Regions from separate parts of the Mus musculus genome. Here region 2 is linked to region 1. The links are chromatin contacts, found by Hi-C or POLR2A ChIA-PET in ENCODE. All regions are on one chromosome and are shown on one strand. Each heading gives the region's core, a stretch centred on a gene start or an enhancer-like site at or near the end of the contact. The rest is flanking DNA. Distances are from core to core; before and after follow the strand shown.

Evidence for each region. A loop is a pair of places that touch in the nucleus more often than their neighbours do. ChIA-PET counts read pairs that join two places held with the same protein, here RNA polymerase II (POLR2A).
Region 2: a loop to region 1 is called in a map of gastrocnemius, with 2.4 times the contacts of the local background. The contact joins the enhancer-like site here to the promoter of Ndufa12 in region 1. A Hi-C loop is called at or near these places in 11 of 37 maps with a recorded cell type or tissue (gastrocnemius, heart and left cerebral cortex). POLR2A ChIA-PET finds 5 or more read pairs at or near these places in 1 of 5 experiments (Patski).

The regions. Positions count from the first base shown.
Region 1 is chr10:94,196,310-94,201,338 of GRCm38, forward strand. It overlaps Ndufa12 (NADH:ubiquinone oxidoreductase subunit A12), which reads left to right and starts at 2,726. Exons shown (of 4, transcript NM_025551.4): 1 at 2,726-2,821; 2 at 3,641-3,723. The coding sequence starts at 2,736. It overlaps Nr2c1 (nuclear receptor subfamily 2, group C, member 1), which reads left to right. Exons shown (of 14, transcript NM_011629.3): 14 at 1-905.
Region 2 is chr10:94,607,930-94,613,510 of GRCm38, forward strand. Gm32898 (a long non-coding RNA gene) reads right to left here. Exons shown (of 5, transcript XR_001779842.1): 4 at 1-5,581. Among named protein-coding and RNA genes, the nearest start is that of Gm32898, 13 kb to the right of the region's middle. Within about 2 kb of position 1,407, at least 1 of the 3 ENCODE cell types and tissues checked has a DNase peak (open chromatin) inside an H3K27ac peak, as active enhancers do; it is heart, where a contact is called at or near this core.

The DNA.
Region 1 (5,029 bases), core at 1,476-3,975:
GCAATTGATAATTCATAAAGGCAAAAGACTCTGCACTGATTCTTTTCCCTGCAGAGCCGAGGAAGGCTGCTCTAACAACCTCAAGTTTCATTATTTGCTACAACCAAAGCATTTTAGACTCCTCAGTCTTCCACACCAATATGACAGGCATCAGTCGCTCTTTGTACTGATTTTATAATGGATTCCTTTAGTAAATCTGTTCATCTATTTGTTGATCTTCTCCCCCCATCTCTCCTCTTCCCTTTCTTCTTTCTCCCTCTCCCTCTCTCCGTCCTTCTTTTCCACATCTCTGTTTTGTTTTCTTGAGACAGGATCTTGCTACCCAGCCCAAGCTGAACTCAAGTTTGCCGTTATCTTCCTGCCTCCCACTCCCCGTTGCTGGGATTATAGACATGCACCACACGCTGGTATTTATTTTTCAAACACAGAGATTTTATTGCAGTTAGATTACATTCTTTATTATTAATAAAAAGTTTTGCTGAATTTTTCTATGGGGGGTGGTGGATTTTACTACTAACAGTAGTAACAAAAAGTTTAAAAGTGTAGTCTTGCAAATGTTACCAACTTACTAGGAGGGCTTTATTTCCTGTTTCATCCTGTCAACAGTTCTATTTATAAGAAGCTGCCAGGGAATAGTGCATAGAGCATAAAATGCTCACGCAGAAAGTCTCAGTAGGGCATGTGTAACCTGCATCCCAGCACATCTGTAGATGACGATGTCATATCACAGTGTCAAAATGTTGGCTCCTTTGATACCTTTATCATCTCAAGATAATAAGCCAAGGATTCACCAAAAAAAAAAAAGTGTCCTAATGGTTATTTCTTTGAGATATTTTTCCTGATGAAATTTGTAGTTACATTGGGAAGTCTTTTTAAAACTGTATTAAAATGTGACTTGCATTACAAATTTCTGTATCCTGTCAATGTATTTTATTTCAATGACCTATTTATTTGGTGATTGGATGCCCTCTGCGTCATAGGGCATCCCAGTGGGAGAGCTTGTGCTTAGGTTAGCATTTACAAGGCCCTAGGTTCAGTCTCCAGCAGTAGAAGGGAGAAAAATCATATAAGCATTTTAAGAACAAAAATAATGGCAAGATGGCTTAGAGGGTCAGAGCACTTTCTGTGGAAATGCAGCTATCTGAGTTCAGTCTCTTTCCTTTGTGCTCCCCACACACACATGGAGTTTAAGATTATATAAACAAAGAAAACCTGCATCGATTTGAATAAGTACATAAAGCATAGAGAATATGATTTAACTAGTTTACTGTTACATCTGTGTAACAGTACATTTACATGTACATATACATATAAAATGTAGTCAAGAAGCAAGAGCATCAAGTCTAGGTAATAGTTGGGAAGGGAGGAGGAAGGTGCAAACGGGGAAGGATATAGAAGGGGCTTCAAAACTATTGGCAGTATGTCAAGCATCAAGGTTTTGCGGTTAGCCACCCCAAACCTACCAGTTAGAAGTGTGCATTTTCACATGAATGTATAATACAGACAGAGGTGGTCAGGGACAACCTATCTCCATTCAGTCAGAACAGGGGTCTGGCAGAAATCATGGGTTTAAATCTCTGTAGTCACTGAGTATTAGTGGCTGTTAGCTGGGACTTGCAGTGGGACAGAATCTGGGCATGGCCAGAGTCTCTCTGTTCTGCTCCTTACTGCCTACTGGCTGTGTTCTAAGGGAAAGAGCTGGAGGCCAATTTGCCTTCTATCCTGCTATCAGAAGTCTCCTGTGACTCCCCTGCATTCTAGTCATCAAAAAACATACATATTGTGAGGAATATGTAAAGACACACAGGGCTTGGAAACAATATGCAAATAACGCAAAATATTTTTAAAATGAAATTAAGAATATTAGCTGCTCTTGCCAAGGACCTGGGTTTGATCTTAGCCTACCTTGCAAGCGTGAGAAAAGAAGTTACAGCTCAGAGCCCATGTAGAAAATTCGGGTATGGTGGCACCTTTGTAGACTCAGTTCCAGGGATGTGGAGGCAGGTGTATTCCCGAGGTTCGCAATCTGGCCAGCCTTGTCGACTTGACACTTAACTATTTTTAATCTTTAATTTTATTAATCCTAGTTTCTTCTTTCTTTTCTTTTCTTTTTCTTTTTTATGGCTAGGGGTTTGCCAGTATTGTTTATTTATTTTATTATTTTGTAAAGCACTAACTCTGTGATGAAGTCTACCTAGTGTCTGTGCTTACACCTTGCAACAATAAAATAACAAATCCTTCAGGTATTTTACTTAATCTTATTCTTTGCAATTCTTCATCACTCATCTACCAGCATACCGACGCTTAATGAATTCAAAATCATACGCACTCTGTATTAAATGTACAATACCGCTGTGGGGTCAGTAATGCATTTCTTAGCTTCTAGTGCTATAAGGAATTTTTGGAATGTGCGTCATCGTTGTCTGGAGGAAGAAACTTATTTCGACAGGAGAAACTCCCATCTGGGAAAGCTTTGCTTGGCGTACTTCTCCCCGCAGGGTCGCTTTCTGGGTACAGCCTCCGAAAACATTAATTTCACCTTTAGGAAGACACCAACCTGTACTGTAAAACCCCAGATAATCCTCCCTGCGCGACCTCCAGCTCTGCGCCTGCGTAGAACGACCTCCGCGGCCGGTTGACGAGCAGGAACCTCCAAACGGTGGCGCCTTGAGTATCTCGTCTTCCGCCCGGCGGGTTTTACCCGAACACGGAAGGGGCGGACCATGCAGATGAGAATGGAGCTGGTGGAGGTCCTGAAGCGCGGCGTGCAGCAGGTCACCGGCCACGGCGGCCTGCGGGGCCTCCTACGGGTTTTCTTCAGGTAGGAGGCCAGGGCTAGACCCTGGGTCTCTGGGGACGCACCTCCGCTGGCTGCTTTCCTGGAAAGGAGCTCAGATTAGATCACTTTGGAGGTCCAGGGATCCGGTCAAGGACAAGTTCAGTCCCAAGAGTTGAGTTCCTTGGACTGAGACGTCTCTGGGCCCTACTCAGCCCCTAGTGGCGGAGCTGTGACGCAGGTGCTAGGGTAGCCGGGATGCTCCGGGCTCGAGTCCTGGGGTGTAATGAGGCTTAGCATAGCAACCCCTCTACCCCTCACGGTGACCTTGGGCAAGTTTTCCTCTGCACTGTGTACAGTAAGAAGTTGAAGGTGGCGATCATGCTAGTCCCGATTAGCCCCATAAATCGCAGCAAATCCGGAGGACCAGTGAATAATCCAGGGGACACTCGTAATACGAAGATGATGAAGTACTTTGACTGCCTGAAGGTTTTGCTAACTTAGTGTCTCAGGGTGCACGTATCTACATACGTGGACCGTAGCTGGAAAGTAGTGTTTTATATGCAATCTAAGCACATCAGTTGTTTGGTTGATTACCCCCCCCACACACACACACCTGTCTGCATGCTGCTGGGACAACACAGGAGACTCCAGAGCTCTTTGCCAGAAAGTTAATTCGTGAGCGTTGAGTGGCAAGAGCCTTCGGCTGAAGGCTAGAGGTGTACAAGCAGCGAGCATCCCCCGTAGCATCTCGTTCTTGTGTCGATGCAGAAACAGTCGGTGGTACGGTCTGTTTCTGGGTTTGTCTTGAACAGTGTGAATCATTCTGAGATGCCTTTTTTTTCCTCTGTGTACTTCTTAAAGGGCAAATGATATAAGGATTGGTACACTGGTGGGAGAAGACAAATATGGAAATAAATACTACGAAGACAACAAGCAATTTTTTGGTGAGTGCAGTATTTTCTTTTTCTTTTATTTTTTTAAGATTTATTTTATTATTATATGTAAGTACACTGTAGCTGTCTTCAGACACCCCTGAAGAGGGTGTCAGATCTTGTTACAAATGGTTGTGAGCCACCATGTGGTTGCTGGGGTTTGAACTCAGGACCTCTGGAAGAGCAGTCGGTGCTCTTAACCGCTGAGCCATCTCTCCAGCCCAGTATTTATAGATTTTGTGTGTGTGTGTGTGTGTGTGTGTGTGTGTGTGTGTGTGTGTGTGTGTGTATAAATGGATGGGGTTAGGATTCAGAGTCTAGTTTTGACATCATGCATGAACAGATACTAAGTGACTTGGAACGGAAAACTCAATAGGAAATTTAAAACGTGGGCAGAGGGGATGGCTCAGCCAGTTTGGGCACCTGCCACCATACATAGTGACCTGAAGTACACCCTTCAACGACCCCAGACCTCATCTTTCAGGTGAAGAAGCCAAGCCATCTATCACCTCATACTATTCTGTAGAGGTGTGTAAGCCAGACTTATGTGGCTGCAAGTTGGTGCCCCAGACGTTTGCATCTTATTCTGTAACATTTTCTTTTTTTTTTTTTTTTTTTTTTTTTTTTTTTTTTTTTTTTTGAGACAGGGTTTCTCTGTGTAGCCCTGGCTGTCCTGGAACTCACTCTGTAGACCAGGCTGGCCTCGAACTCAGAAATCCGCCTGCCTCTGCCTCCCAAGTGCTGGGACTAAAGGCGTGCACCACCACCGCCCGGCCAACCATAACATTTTAAACACAAACCACAGAACTTTAAGCTTTGGTCAGATTTTAAGTAATCTGAGCTGGAGCATCGTGGCTCCTGTGGTCCAAGTACTCTGAAGGCAGGGGCAAGAGAATTGCCAAAGGTCTGAGGCTAGCCAGGATAGCCTGGACTGCATAGAAACCCTATCAAACAAAACCCCAAAAACAGGTTTTCATAGATGACGCAGCCAAACCTTGAGGAAATGTCTTCGCCAAAGAGACTTGATCATATGACAGAAATGGCAACAGAGCCCCAGGGAGATATTCTTTCTACTCAGTATTTTGTTGTTAGGAATTAAAGTAACTTTCCTTCTCCCTCTTCTTTCTTCTCGTCTCACACTAAAATATAAGTACCTTTATTTTTGCTAATTGTTAGAATGATAGGTAGTATTGAAAATATTAAAATTTGTCATATAAAATAAAGAGTGAAAGCTGAGGTGAGAATATCAAGTGGTTCGGTGACCGGGAACTGTCCTTGTCGGCCCTAGGTTCAGGGATAAAAAGAAAAGGAGAGAACG
Region 2 (5,581 bases), core at 157-2,656, 410 kb after region 1:
GGAGGTGTTGTGCCAGGGAAATATTAGTAATCCCCCCCAAAAAACAGACAGGAGATGATTGGATGCAACTTACAGCAGGGTCTTTACTCTATTCAAGCTAGCTCAGGCCCCTCAGCTCACTACCGACACGCATGGCAGTTCTGGTGGTGGGGAAGCCCCAAATGTCTATCGGGGCAAGGCTTTATAGTAAACACAAGCAGGGAAGATGTGTGCAAGCATCAAATTGGAAAGCTCCTGTGGCCTTTAACATAATTGGCTGGTGCTGGGAGTCATATCATAAACTTAACTTCTGTTCCCCTCTGCATTGGTGATCGTTAGGCAAGGAGTGGACTTGTAACCTGGGCATGCAGGTTTGTTGAGGGAACAACCTGGAGATACTGGTCTTGTTGAAAGTGTAACCTGGAAACGCTGGTCTTGTTGGGGATTAGCCTAGAGACTGAAGCTAGGCCCAGGTTTTGTTGCGGGGGCAACTTGGAGACCAGTGGAGTTCAAACTTAGGCCAGGCTCTCTAAAATGGAGTCTGAACTTAAAAACTTTGGCATCCAGAGTCAGTTAGTTAACTGGTGTCTTATGGCCTCCATTCCACCCATCCCTACCTTCAGAGACCCACTAGGAGCCCTACTCAAGACCCGTGGAACCCTTAATTGGTTGCCCTATCTCCTAAGAAACATGATGAACTCCACTTGCTGAGGTTCAAAGTCCAGGGTGTAGGTATGATAATGGAGCTAAGAAGCTCACAAGGGCTTGGCTAAAGCTGTCTGTTTCCAGTGTCTGACTGCTAGCCACTTACAAAGGAGGCAGAAAGCCAAGGTTTAGACAAGGAAGAGGCTAGAGGTCCTGGAGGTTCATGTAAGTGACAGGGTCCTTTGAAAGTGCCCCACCTATGTTAAGAAGTATAGACTGATTTGAGTCCAACTGGTGGCAGCCCTATAGGATCCTGGTGTCTTTACCAATGATCAAGGTTTAGAAAAAAGAATTGAGCCGCTATCATCAAGTACAAAACCCTGGAACCAACCACCCAGAATCTCCCAGATTAATAACCACGAGGTAACCAAAAGACATTCTTCCCTCTACCTTTACCCAAGCTGCCCCAAGGGAGACCTACTGATAGTATTGTCCAGGCCTGAAGAGACTTTACCCATCACAGCTGGTTAGTGACTTCTGAACTTGCAGTTTAGGGACTCCATGCTAAAAACTGGGTATACTACGTAAGCACATGGAGGGATCTCCACAGCCGTTGGCTACTGGAGAAGTTACGCCTTTGTTCGTACCATTCCTTCTACCATGGCTCTCACCATGGGAAGTGTGAGAGGGGTAGACACTGTCCCCTTCTGACACTGTTGTCACGAGCCTCCCGTGGCATGTAGACTGTTGAAGGTCATCCTAAGATCACCAAGCTTGGGCCATCTCAGGGGAACTGGCAGGTTCCTTGGGATACAGCTCCTCATTGCTGAGGCTCTAGCAGCCTCTAGGGGTTGCCATGGGTTACTGAGTACTTGGTACCTTGTCTGGAATCGTTCAAGCTGAAGTTCTAGATATTTCCTCCAGGCGGCTCCAGAGAGCACAGTGGGTTTGATGATGGGACCTCAGCCAGGCCTCCATTGGCTGATGGTAACCTGGAAATGGTTAGAGAAAGGGCCAAGGGACCCAGGCTGGCCCTGTGGTCAGTCAGCTTGACTGGGTGCAGCTAAGATTTGCCCCCATTCTCAGGGTGTGTACGCACCACAATGAAGCAGATTCCCGGCCACCTGCTCTGACGGGCCACAGCATCCCATCCCTCCCTGAACCCTCCAAGGCTACAGCAGCTCCTGCTCTCATCCTAAGCTCCTCAGTGTCCAGACAGAGGCATGGGAACCCTGTAGGGCTGTGCAAAGGGCCTTCTGCCTTCTCCAGGGTCTTATCAGTAGCCCCTGTCACTTTCCAGGATTTCTTTTTCTTTTCTCTTTTTTTTCCTTTCTTTTATGAGTGTGTATATGTGCATGCATGCATGTGTGTGTGCACACATGCTCTTGTGCATGAGTACCCACACATGCACACATGTATACATACATGTATGTAGAGTTCAGAAGTCAATATTGGGTTATCTCCTTCTATACTCTCTACCTTATTCTTTAGAGACAGACTCTCAGTGAACCTTGATTTTGCCAATTCAGCTGGATCATGTGGCCAGAGAGCCCTGAGAAGTCCTGTCTCCACTCACCAAGCATGCCCTGCTGAGCTGTTTGTTTGTTTATGTATTTGACGTGGGTGCTGGGGATGAAACTCAAGTGTTCACACTCGCCTGGCAGGCACTTTATTGTGAGCCCTCCCCTCAGCTCTTGGGTGCCAGTTTTCAATGATTTATCTCGAGATCGAATCCAGTCCTGACACTCTCTGTGTGAGCATGCTCAGCACCGCTCATTACCCTGGACAAATGTGAAACCCCATCTCATGGGCCCCTTTCCCACTCTGCTCTCTGAGCATGACTCCTCATTCTTGCCAGGATGAATTCTCTGAGTTTCCAGTGTCCTGCCTGAAACTACATGGTATCTCCTCTCAGAGCTGAGACTCTGAGGATTTCATGGTCCTTTCTAACACATAGGGGTGTGTGTGTGTGTGTGTGTGTGTGTCTTTGTGTGTATGTCTGTATGTATATATCTGTGTGTCTGTGAGTGTGTGTCTGTGTGTAAGTATGTATCTGTGTGTGTAAGCTTGTATATCTGTGTGTGTTTGCACGTGTGTCTGTGGGTTTGTGAGCGTGAGTATGTATGTATCTGTGTATGTCTATGTGCATATATGTAAATGTGTGTGGTTGTATGTGCATGTGAGTGAGTATGGGTTAGTGAGCATGCATGTGTGATTGTGTGTGTGTGTCTATGTGTGTCAGTGTGTATGTATGTCTGTGCAGGTCTGTGTGTATGTCTATGTGTGTCTGTGTGTGCCTGTCTCTATGTGTGCATGTACACAAATGTGTGTGCTTGTATGTGGATTTGGTGACTGAGTATGGGTTAGTGAGTACATGTATGTGTGTGTTTATGTGTATGTGTGTGTGTGCATGGATATGTGTGTGAGCTAATATTTGGAAAGCTGTCTGTGACCTGCTCCGAGTGACTTTTCTGAAGAACACTGAAGAACTTTAAGACACAGCTCCCACATTCATGAAGATTTTATCTTCTAATTGGCTGCATAAGACACTAACACATGAAGAAGCTAGAAAGTAGTTAAACTACTGTGTGTGTGTGTGTGTGTGTGTGTGTGTGTGTGTGTGTGTGTGTGTGTGAAACATGGGGTACAAACTGGGGCCCATGATGGTGTAAGCCCTTAAGGGCATCTTGGCCAGCACAAGCATTGTCTTTCAAATTGTCTTATGTGTTATAACATAAGATTTAGTAACTGGCCATCTTAAGGTGTAGAGTCCAGTGGCTTTCTGTACATCCATGTTGCTAGGCAACCATCTCTACCTCCCATTCCCATCCTGCAGAACCAAAACCCCACCTCCACTCAGTAGTAGCTGTCTGTCATTGCCCTCTCGCCCTGGCCACCATCATTCAACTATCTCTGTGACCATGATTACCCTAAGAACATCATACACACAGTACGTAGCCTTCTGTGATTGACACCTCACTGAGCAGTCCTCTAAGCTCATCCGTGTCGAAGGCTGTATCCACATTTTAATCCCGTTTAAGGCTAAGTAATACTATTTTGCAAACGTACACCACACCTTGTTACCTGTTTGTCTGGCAGTAGAGATGGGGGCTGCTTCTGTATTTACACCTCCTGTGACTAATCCTGTTATGAACACAGGCATGCAAATAAATCCTCGCTGCTTTCAGAAACACGGGGCTCCATCCCCAGAGCTGAAGTCGCTAAGTCACACTCCATTCTTCTTAGTCTTTGGAGAATCTGGCACGCAGTTTCTCAGATTGGCTTGCCTCCTGTTATATTCCCACCAGCCGAGCGCAGGATTCCAATTTCCCCTCACCCTTGCCAGCACGTTCCAGCTTCTACTTCTTTTCATTTTTTGATGGTAGCCATCATAATAGGTACAAAGTGGCCAGCAATTGCTTTAAAAAAATTTTTTATATAGTTGCTAATGTTTAAGGTCTTCTTGTTTCTAATCCACATTCCCACTTCATTTGAGAGACTGTAAGACTCTGGCGGGCCTCAGCCTGCACTTGCCTCTGGTGACAAGTGTCTGGAGCCAAGCAGCAGCTGTGCCCCTGGCAGGGACAGGGTCTGCATAGCCAGCTCACCTCACTGTCTCTCTGCATGGGCTCTTGCACACAGGGCCAAGGCAATGCCTCTCCCGCCAAGGTTGTTGCTTTCCGTAGCACAGTCAGGAAGAAAGAGAGCTGTTTCATATACCTACCCTTCATGAACTCGGAGAAAGATAGACACCAACAGGAACACTGGCAGCCAGCACAAGGTAAGGGAGGCTGCTTAGATTTAACCCACAAACACCATTCCTCACACTAACCTATTCCCTGCCTGGCCCTGTAGGCACTAGGCTTGTGGTCCTGGCTAAACAACTCAGCTGGGAGGTATTCCCAGACAAGGGTTGTGCTGTGAGCTGGTCCAATCAGGCATTTTGGAAAGGGAGGTAGAGTTTCACCTCTGCTTGAAATCTGATACATCAATCAGACTTGAGCTTCATCAATATAAGTCATATAAGTTGGCTCCCTCATACTTCAGGAGGCTACAAGCCCAACATGGAGATCTCTGCAGGGCTATCTTCTGAGGCCTGGCTGCTGGGCCTGTAGAGGTTCTCTTTCGTGTTGTCCTCTCACCATCTTGCTCTGTAACTTGATCCTGTGGCGTAGTGTTCTTTACTTGCGGGATGTCAGTCATGTTGGATTAGAGCCCGCCCACAGGACCTAGTACCTTAACTGTCTGGCATGATGCTGTCTCCAGATGCTTGAGGCTTCCGCATGAGAACTGTTGAAAAGATTCATTCCACAGCAGATGGAAAGAACAGGAAGGAGGGATGGGAGAGACACAGTGGCCTTGGAGTTTAGCTTCTCAGTACCTGTTATGTTGCTAACATTACAAATTGTCACAAATGTTAGTTGAAATATAGAAGTTACATTTTTTTTCCCAGAAGAGCACTCAAATCAAGTATGGGCAGGGATGGGGCTAGAGTAGAGGGGCTAGTCTTCTACCCCTGTTAGCTTCTAGAAGCTCCATAGCTTTCTGTGGTTTGCAATCCCCATGAGTCTGAATTCTGCTCCAATCACATCTCCTCCTCCTCCACTTCTTCTTCCCTGTCCCATTGGTCCTCCCAGATTTCCCTGAAGCTCTTCCCACACTAAGATTCTTTACCACATTTGTAAAGCCCTCTGGCCATGTAAGATAACTAATACAGGTCATAGAATAGTGTTGCATGTAGTTTTATGCTCTATCCTCCTTTGACCCCAAGAGTGGCCACAATACTAGCCCCCTCCCAGCTTCCCTTGAATCCTTGGATAAAAGACACAGACACACACAGTTGTTTCTTTTGAACTTGCCTTAGGACACAAGTGCTGGGCACTACTATCTACCACCTAGAAAAGTGTGCCCCTACCAATTTCTTATCTCAGCTTCTCACATCTGCCCTAAACCTTGG